Regions from separate parts of the Homo sapiens genome. Here region 1 is linked to region 2. Evidence: read pairs that join two places in POLR2A ChIA-PET (ENCODE). Cell type or tissue: PC-9. All regions are shown on one strand.

What was found. ChIA-PET counts read pairs that join two places held together with the same protein. Peaks named below come from ENCODE experiments on the same cell type or tissue, not always from the same donor. Only the 100,000 strongest peaks of a DNase experiment are listed, where the experiment ranks them.
Region 1: POLR2A ChIA-PET joins it to region 2 with 12 read pairs; 10 of 35 experiments call an interaction of 5 or more read pairs at or near these places.

What each region holds. Positions count from the first base shown.
Region 1 is chr11:118,985,895-118,990,894 of GRCh38, forward strand. No RefSeq gene overlaps it. Among named protein-coding and RNA genes, the nearest start is that of CENATAC-DT, 9.6 kb to the right of the region's middle. In PC-9, no CTCF peak of the experiment used is centred here; a DNase peak (open chromatin) is centred at 2,607; H3K4me3 peaks cover 481 bases; H3K27ac peaks cover 1,430 bases.
Region 2 is chr11:118,616,615-118,621,614 of GRCh38, forward strand. All of the region lies in intron 4 of PHLDB1 (pleckstrin homology like domain family B member 1), which reads left to right. Among named protein-coding and RNA genes, the nearest start is that of PHLDB1, 12 kb to the left of the region's middle. RefSeq lists an enhancer at 1,424-1,939 and a silencer at 4,733-4,822. In PC-9, no CTCF peak of the experiment used is centred here; DNase peaks (open chromatin) are centred at 3,017, 3,397, 4,157 and 4,677; H3K4me3 peaks cover 1,938 bases; H3K27ac peaks cover 2,504 bases.

The sequences.
Region 1 (5,000 bases), 370 kb after region 2:
TGGAGTGCAATGGAGCAATCTCATCCCATTGCAACTTCCGCCTCCCAGGTTCAAGCGATTCTCCTGCCTCAGCCTCCCAAGCAGCTGGGACTGCAGGCGTGCACCACCGTATCTGGCTAATTTTTGTATTTTACTAAAGACGAAGTTTCATCATGTGGCCCAGGCTGGTCTCAAACTCCTGAGCTCTGGCAATCCACTCGCCTCGGCCTCCAACAGTACTAGATTACAGGTGTGAGCCACCACACCTGGCCAACATCAGGTTTAAGTTGCAAGTGGATCCCAAAATGCAGCAGATCAGAAAGAAAGTACAAAACAATACAGCGTTTACTAAGAAAAAATCTGCCTTTGCCCACTTTGCTCTCAACTCCTATACTTGCACCTAGTTTTCACTTATCAATTATTTTGTTATTTTTCTTTTTTTAGGCAGGATCGCAATCCCGGCTCACTGCAACCTCCACCTCCCAGGTTCAAGCAATTCTGCTGCCTCAGTCTCCTGAGTAGCTGGGACCACAGGCATGTGCCATCACGTCCTGCTAATTTTTGTATTTTTAGTAGAGATGGGGTTTCACCATGTTGCCCAGGCTGGTCTTGTACCCTCCCTGAGGTCAAGTGATCCACCCACGTCAGCCTCTCAAAGTGTTGGGATTACAGGTGTGAGCCACCGTGCCTAGACTTCAACAATTATTTGTTACGCATTTTCACTATACCAGGCCCTTGCCAGGTGTTAGGGATACAGCAAAGAAACCCAAATGGTTCCTCACAGTTTTCAGTCTAGATGTAAAGATACTAAACCAATACACTAATTATGTGCAATAATGCACAATGGTAATATTGAGTAAAGATTGGGTTATTGGCCAAGCATGGTGGCTCATGCCTGTAATCCCAGCACTTTGGGAGGCCAAAGCAAGATCGCCTGAGGTCAGGAGTTCAAGACCAAGCCTGGCCAACATGGTGAAACCCTGTCTCTACAAAAATACAAAAATTAGCTGGACATGATGGTGGGTGCTTATAATCCCAGCTACTCGGGAGGCTGAGGCGGGAGAATCACTTGAACCTGAGAGGCGGAGGTTGCAGTGAGAAGAGATCATGCCATTACACTCCAGCCTGGGCAACAGAGTGAGACTCCTTCTCAAAAAAAAAAAAAAAAAAAAAGATGGAGTTATTTTGAGAGAAAGCAATATTGGCATCTAATTTAGATTGGAGGGGAGATCAGAGAGGACCTTTCTAAGAAAGTGACATTTTAACTGAGACCTGTAGCATGAGGAGAAGTTAGCCAGGCTGAAGAACAGAAAGGAAAAGCATTCCTTTACTTTTTTTTTTTTTTTTTGAGACAGAGTCTTGTGCCGTCACCCAGGCTGGAGTGCAATGGCACAATCTTGGCCCACTGCAACCTCTGCCTCCCGGGTTCAAGCTTCTCCTGCCTCAGCCTCCCGAGTAGCTGGGATTACAGGGGCACACCACCACACCCGGCTAACTTTTTGTACCTTTAGTAGAGACAGGGTTTTACCATGTTGGCCAGGCTGGTCTTGAACTCCTGACCTCGTGATCTCCCTGCCTTGGCTTCCCAAAGTGTTGGGATTACAAGCATAAGCCACCGCCCCAGGCCGGAGGAAAAGCATTCTAATAGAGGCATTAGAATGGACAAAGCCCTGGAGGTAGAGACATACCTTGGCCTTTTGAGCAAACGGGATAAGACCATGGAAGAGAGAATACACTAAACAAGGGCAGAAAGATCCAAGGTAAAACTGGGAGAGGGGCAGGGTAGGCTTTCCTAGGCTATGACAGGGCATTTGGATTTTTTTCCAGTATGGTGGAAAGTAATTGAAGTAACTTACATAACTGTTTGTTGTTGTCGTTGTTAATCACAATTAGCCATTCATTGAAAGTGGCTTGTTGTGGGGAGAAGCCAACATGGAAGCAGGAACACCCATTAGGAGGTGACTGCGGTAAATCAGGCCGGTTGGAGGAGTAGTGGCAGTAGAGATGGAGACAGGGAGAAGAACAATTTGATGATGCATCGTGGAGGTCGAAAAAACAAGTCAATAGTAGTGACTGCAGGAGAAGAAAAGGCAAGAATGGCCGGGCGTGGTGGCTCACGCCTGTAATCCTAGCACTTTGGGAGGCTGAGGCAGCCGGATCACGAGGTCAGGAGATCGAGACCATCCTGGCTAACACAGTGAAACCCCATCTCTACTAAAAATACAAAAAATTAGCCGGTGTGGTGGCAGACGCCTGTATTCCCAGCTACTCTGGAGGCTGAGGCAGGAGAATGGCATGAACCTGGGAGGTGGAGCCTGCAGTGAGCCCAGATCGCGCCACTGCACTCCAGCCTGGGTGACAGAGCGGGACTCTGTCTCAAAAAAAAAAAAAAAGAAGGAAAAGGCAAGAATGACTCTGAGGTTTTTGGTTTGAGCAAGTAGGTGAATGGTGAGGAGAGGAAGCCTGCAGGAGTAGCAGGTTTGAGCGTTCTGTGTTTAGTATCTGTGAGACAAGTCCGGGCACGATGGCTCACACCTGTAATCCCAGTACTTGGGGAGGCAGAGGTGGGTGGATCACTTGAGCCCAGGAGTTGGAAACCAGCCTGGGCAACCTGGTGAGACCTCCTCTCTACAAAAAATAAATAAGCTGGGCGTGGTGGCGTGTGCCTGTGGTCCCAGCTACTTGGGAGGCTGAGGTGGGAGGATTGCTTGAGCCCAGGGGGATCAAGCCTGCAGTGAGTCATAATTGTGCCACTGCACTCCAGCCTGAGTAGTGACAGAGCAAGATCCTGTCTCCAATTAAAAAAAAAAAAAAAGGAATCTGTGAGGCCAGGGGCGGTGGCTCACACCTATAATCCCAGCACTTTGGGAGGCTGAGGTGGGAGGATCACTGAGTTCAGGAGTTTGAGACCAGCCTGGCCAACATGGTGAAACCCCGTCTCTACTAAAAATGCAAAAATTAGCCAGGTACGGTGGCTCACGCTTGTAATCCCAGCACTTTGGGAGGCTGAGGCAGGCGGATCATGAGGTCAGGAGTTTGAGACCAGACTGGCCAACAGGGTGAAACCCTGTCTCTACTAAAAATACAAAAATTAGCTGGGCGTGGTGGCGGGCGCCTGTAATCCCAGATACTTGGGAGGCTGAGGCAGGAGAATCGTTTGAACCCAGGAGGCAGAGGTTGCAGTGAGCCGAGATCGCGCCACTGCACTCCAGCCTGGGTGACAGAGCTAGACACTGTCTCAAAAAAAGAAAAAGAAAAAAAAAAATAGCCAGACGTGGTGGCACGCGCCTGTAATCCCAGCTACACAGGAGACTGAGACAAGAGAATTGCGTGAACCCAGGAGGCAGAAGTTGCCCTGAGCTGAGATCACACAGCTGCACTCCAGCCTGGGTGACAGAGCAAGACTCCATCTCAAAAAAAAAAGCGGGGGGGTGGGGCCGGGCACAGTGGCTCACGCCTGTAATCCTAGCACTTTGGGAGGCCGAGGTGGGTGGATCACCTGAGGTGGGGAGTTCGAGACCAGCCTGATCAACACGGAGAAACCCCGTCTCTACTAAAAAAAAAAAAAAAAATACAAAATTAGCTGGGTGTGGTGGCACATGCCTGTAATCCCAGCTACTTGGGAGGCTGAGGCAGGAGAATTGCTTGAGCTTGAACCCAGGAGGCGGAGGTTGTGGTGAGCTGAGCTCACGCCATTGCACTCCAGCCTAGGCAACAAGAGCAAAACTCCATCTCAAAAAAAAAAAAAAAAGGAATCTGTGAGACATCAGGGTGGTTATGTCAATGTCAAGTAGATATTTATAAGTCTAGAGTTCAGAAGAGAAGTCTGAGCTGAAAATGTAAATACACTGAGAGTCATCAGTATATAGATAGCACTTAATATCAAGTTCTATGTACTGACATAGAAAGATATCCACAAGGCCAGGCACGGTGACTCACGCCTGCAATCCCAGCACTTTGGGAGGCCGAGGCGGGTGGATCACTTGAGTTCGAGAGTTCGAGACCCGCCTGACCAACATGGAGAAACCCTGCTTCTATTAAAAATACAAAATTAGCCAGGCGTGGTGGTGCATAGCTGTAATCCCAGCTACTCGGGAGGCTGAGGCAGGAGAATCGCTCAAACCCGGGAGGCGGAGGTTGTTGTGAGCTGAGATGGCACCATTGCACTCCAGCCTGGGCAACAAGAGTGAAACTCCATCTCAAAAGGAAAAAAAAAGATAACCAAAATACAATTTGAGGAATTAAAAAAGAGTAGGAGAACAGTGTGTTCAAAATTACTCCAAATATGGCAGAAATTATGTTCACATATATATGAAGTCTAAACAGAGAAAACATCTTGATCAATATAGGTGTCAAAGAGCAATGGCCATCTTTGAGGACTGGGTAGGCAACATAAATGGGGCAATTGTTTGTAGCCTCTGTACAGTTTTTGTTTTTTACAAGAAATTGCTTTTTACAATTTTTCTTTTTTTTTTTTTCTTTTTTTTTTTTGAGACTGAGTCTTGCTGGAATGCAGTGGTAAGATCTCAGCTCACTGCAACCTCTGCCTCCTGGGCTCAAGTAATCGTCCTATCTCAGCCTCCCTGGTAGCTGGGACCACAGACACACACAATCCTGCCTGGCTAATTTTTTATATTTTTAGTAGAGAAGAGGTTTTGCCATGTTGCCCAGGCTGGTCTCAAACTCCTGAGCTCAAGCAATCTGCCCGTTGGGATTACAGGCATGAGCTACCGTGTCCAGCCTATAGTTTTTGTTTGTCTGTTTGTTTTTTGAGACAGTCTAGCTCTGTCACCCAGGCTTGAGTGCGGTGGCATGATCTCAGCTCACTGCAACCTCAGCCTCCTGGTTTCAAGTGATTCTCGTGCCTCAACCTCCTGAGTAGCTGGGACTACAGGTGAGCACCAACACACCTGGCTTTTTGTATTTTTAGTAGAGACCAGGTTTCGCTATGTTGGCCACATGTTGGCTAGGCTGGTTTCGAACTCCTGATCTCAAGTGATTCACCTACCTTGGCCTCCCAA
Region 2 (5,000 bases):
TACTTCCTGATGGGGATGGGGCAAGGGTAAATCTCAGGACATGCCTGCTCCTGTTACAAGACTGCTGACAGTAACTTTTGGGTCACGAATATAACCCAAAGCAATAGGCCATTCTGTTGTGTAAGGTAGCTCTAAAAACTAGGCCCCTGGCTAGGCATGGTGGCTCACGCCTACAATCCCAGCACTTTGGTAGGCCGAGGTGGGTGGATCACTTGAGGACAGGAGTTCGAGATCAGCCTGGACAACATGGTGAAACCCTGTCTCTACCCAAAATACAAAAATTAGCCACACGTGGTGGCACACGCCTGTAGTCCTAGCTACTCGGGAAGCTGAGATAGGAGAATCGCTTGAACCTGGGAGGCAGAGGTTGTAGTGAGCTGAGATGGCACCATTGCACTCCAGCCTGGGCAACAGAGCAAGACTCCGTCTCAAAAAATAAATAAATAAAAAATAAAAATAAATAAAAACTAGGCCCATAATTACTATGGTTAGCAGGCAGGTAAGCGGTTGGCCCAGGTAGCACTTTGACAGACCAGGTGTGCTCACCCTGGAAACAGGGTTCTGGGCATCAGTTCATACAGTGAGTTGTCAGATTAGGAGAATGAGAAAAACAGATTTGGGTGGAGGTTAGAGGTGAAGTTAAAGGCTAACAGCAGGACAGGAACTTTGGGCTAAGCCTGGCTCTGAGCAGGCTCTGATGGTCTGGCATTGTTTTCTGGGGGCTCTTACTGCCTAGAAGCCCCTTGGAAGTGGCCATCCTACTCACTCCACTGTCTCCTTCTCTCCTCTTCATCCTCCTTAAGGCCTTTCAATGTCACTTCCTTCACAGCTGATCCAGGAGACCTGACATTTCCCCCGTCTTTTTTTTTGATACGGAGTCTCACGCTGTTGCCCAGGCTGGAGTGCAGTGGCATGATCTCGGCTCACTACAACCTCCACCTCCTAGGCTCAAGCGATTCTCCTGCCTCAGCCTCCCAAGTAGCTGGGATTACAGGCACCTGCCACCGCCCGGCTAATTTTTTTTTTTTGACCCCAGTCTTTTCTTCCTGCCCTCGGGTAGGGGGCAGGGCATGGACAATTGACTTCAGGGAGGCAGGTCCACCAGCAGCAGTACGTAGGCCCTTGCCTTCTCCAGGGATTCAAGGTCTCTGACTTTGGATGAGAGGAGGAACCCCCAAAAATTGGGGCTTGGCTATGATGGCAGTGGGTTCCTAACAGTCCTGTTCAGTCTCAGAGAGAGCATCTTCTCTAAGATTTGGGAGCATGGAGATGAGACAATAGAGCAGCAAGGAGAGGCAGGGCAAAGTTCAAAGAAGGCCCAGCACTTACCACCCCCGCCCCAAACCCATCACATTCATCGGTAAGAACATTGTTCCCCTGCATGTTGTGAGCAGGGTATGCTTCTGTTGTCCAGTCTTTCCAATGCATCATTTAGCTCCCTGAGAAGGGGAGAGCCTAGGGCTAAGATGGAATTCTGAAGCATTTCCTGTGGCCCCAGTGACCCTTCCCGACTCTTCTCCAGCCAGAGGCCTACCCAGCCAAGTATGTACCCTCCCACTCTCTTCTGACCCTAAACCCCTTCCCATTTTCCCTCCCCAACCCCCATAGCCTTCTTGTCTGGGCTCGCCTGTCTCAGAAGCTTGGCAGCCTGTGGAGGGGTAGGCAGAGGCACAAAGGAATGGGTGTTCTTCTCCCCAGTCCTCCCCCTCCCCTGGGCTCCAGGAGCTGAGGGTTTCCTTGTCTCATCTCTGGAGCAAGGCACCAAGCCCAGCCCTGCCTGGCCCCACTCCGGACATTCTTGGGAGTGTGTTTCCCTGGAAACTGGGTGGCTCGGGGGTGCATGTGCTATCTCTGTGTGTCTGTGTAACCGGAGTGTGTTTATGTAGCTCCGGATGTGTTTGTGACTCTGGGCTTACGAATCCTGTGTTTGTGTCTTTCCTTGTGTTTATCGATCAGTGTGTTCAAGTGGGCGGCAGGGGTGAACTCAGGACTGATGGTACCAAAATGTCTGTGTGTGTACTCCTATGTGTATATGAGACCCCACTAGTCATATGCCTATCTGTGAGCATATATACAAGACGATCATTTTCCCTACCTTGTTCCCCTAATCTGGCCTTGTAGACGGGACCCTCCTCTTTCAAAAACAAGGGCTACTCTGGGAATAACAAGGAGTGTGCTTTGGCCTTAGATGCATCATTCTGGGCACTGTGCCCAGCCATAGGCAACTTGGAGAGACACACTTCATGACAAGCAGAGATGGCAGTGACAGGCTCTTCCAGCAGGAATATGCCTGGGCCAGGGGAAAGGGGAGGCAGGCAGAAAACAGATGCCAACCTTTAGCACAGAGCTATGAACATAGGAGCATGAAGTGAGGGAGCCAGGAAGGTCCTGATTCCACCCCCTGTACCCAGGCATCTCGGCACATCCCACATTGCCCTCTTCTCTACAGAGCAAGGGGTGGAGCTGGGAATAGGACCAAGGGAATGAGGAGGAATCTCAATCTGGGTCTAGGCTGCCCCACCCTGGGACCACAGCGCCAGACCACATGAAAGATCTGGGAGGGAACCAAGCAGGGGAGGACCCAGAAAGCCACCAGCTCAGGGCCCAGGCTGTCTAGACAGTAGGTCCCCATCCACTCCTAGCATTTCCTCCGAGCCCTGGTCTCCAGTCTCCTTCATTCCCTAAGCCTCTCACTGGTGGGTAGGGGCTTGTGTGAGGGCCAGCAGAGGAGTGTGGCTGGGGAGCCGGATCTCTGGGTTATCCAGCTGCCTCTCTCTGGGATCTAGGACATTCAGCCTCTTTTTTTTCCCACCCAGTTATTCCATCTGTAAATTGGGAGTGAAGCCTTCAACCTTTTTCTGTTATGAGACTGATAACGATCTTGACTAATAAAGCTCAAAAGAAGGAGGGCAGAGCAAGGCTCCCAGCTTCCCACTTCTTTGTGTCTGCCTCCTGCCCTATTTCTCATTGGCGGGCATCCTCTGTGTCTGCCTAGGTCTATCCAGCTGGCCCTCACAGTTTCCAGACCGATGAATCACTCTTCCTGAGGAGATTTTTTTTAAAGCCTCCCTTCATTTTGCATTTGACCCTATATGGTTCTTCCTTTTTCCTCAGAAGGGAATAAGATACGTGTGCACATGTGAGCGTGTGCATGTGTATGCATATAGTTGGCAGCATGGGTGAGTGGGCTAGTGGGCTGTTTAGCAAGAATGGAAAACTTGCCTGATTATTCATCTAAGAGGTTGATTTTATTTCAGAGTTTCTCCAGGGACTAAGTGAAAGGAAAGCTATGCCTGGGTGAGTGTGTAACTAAAAGGAGTTGTCTGGGGGATGTGTGCATGAGAATAAAGGTGTGTGAGAGACAGTGTGTTTAATGAGGGTGTCTGTGTGACTCAGAGCATGCAGAGATGAAGTAGTGTCAGTGTGACTGAGCAAGTGTTGGTGTGTATCTGAGAGACACTGTGTCAGGCTGTGTGAGCTGCTGAGAGCATAAAACATTGTGTCCCGTAAGGCTCTGGTGTGCAGGGGCCAGGTCCCTGGAACAAGAGGAACTCTCTGGGGGACCTGGCTGGATGGTAGGTATTAATACCTGACTGGGCCGGGTGCAGTGGCTCACGCCTGTAATCCCAACACTTTGGGAGGCCGAGGCGGGCAGATCACCTGAGGTCGGGAGTTCGAGACCAGCCTGACCAACATGGAGAAACCCCATCTCTACTAAAAATACAAAATTTGCTGGGTGTGTGGTGGCGCATGCCTGTAGTCCCAGCTATGGGAGGCTGAGGCAGGAGAATCGCTTGAACCCCGGAGGCGGAGGTTGCAGTGAGCCGAGATCGCACCATTGCACTCCAGCCTGGGCAACAAGAATGAAACTCCATCTCAAAAAAACAGAACAAAACAAAACAAAACACCTGCCTGACTCAGAATCTCAGCCTGACTTTGCGGGCTCCAGATATCTGTTTCCCAAGTAGGATGGGTACCTTATTGGGGTCGGAGGGCTCTTTGCTGGGTCTAGCACAACTGGATGTTGTGGCTGGGGTGCGGGCTGGCTCCCAGGGGCCCAGGAAGTGGGCTGGCCGGAAAGGGCAGTGCCTTGGTCCACTCTGGGTCATGAGTTGAGCTATGGGGAGTGGGGCCGGAAGAGGAGGTGTTTAGGGTGGAGACAGGAGGTGGGCTGAGTGCTTGCATTGTACAGAGCACTGCTTTGGCCTGAACTCCCAGCCCAGGGTGACCTTGTTACAGTGGCAGCCTGAGGGCCAGAGCAGGACCCAGTGACCTAGCTGGATCCTGTAGAGCCCCTGCTCTTTTCCTCTCCCTCTCTCTCTCAGATATGGACCCATGGAATGTCAGAGTTGACTTTCTGTAGATAAGGAAGCCGAGGCCAGAGGGTGTGACTGGCCCAAGGTACTACAGCCAGTCAGGGCCGGCCAGCCCAGCTGCCACTGACCTCTTACCACAGGGGGCTGGGAATGAGACCTGTCCTTTGCTTGGCCTCACTCCTGCCTCCTGGCTCTTCACTCTGGCCTCTGTACTTACCTCTCACCTTTCCTTCACTCAGTCACCTCCCTTGAACCTTTCCTTCCCGCCCACTTTTCTTCCTGCCCTCGATGCAGGATCCCAAGCCGGCTCCCTTTCTGCATCCTCCCGCCCCGCCCTCTCCATCCAGCTCTCCACTCGTCTCCTCCATCACTTCCTCTTCCCCTCCTCCTCTCCTTTGTCCCTCCCTCCCTGGCTCCCTTCCCCCGCCGCTGGTGGCCGGCCCGCCCCTCCCCGGGCATTGGCGGCTGCTCGCTGCCTCGCTGCTCGCTCCGAGCCTAGAGCCGGCAGCTCGGGAGGTCGGCCCGCCCCCTCAAAGGCTCCGGGCGGGCCCGGGACCTGGAGGGCCCGAGCTAGCGGGGGCGAGCGGTCCGGAGGTCCGGTTTCGGCGGTGAGTCCTCAGCCCCGGGCCAGCCACAGTCCCCAAGCAGCCAAGCTTGGAGAAGCTCAGACTGGGAGGGGCGTCT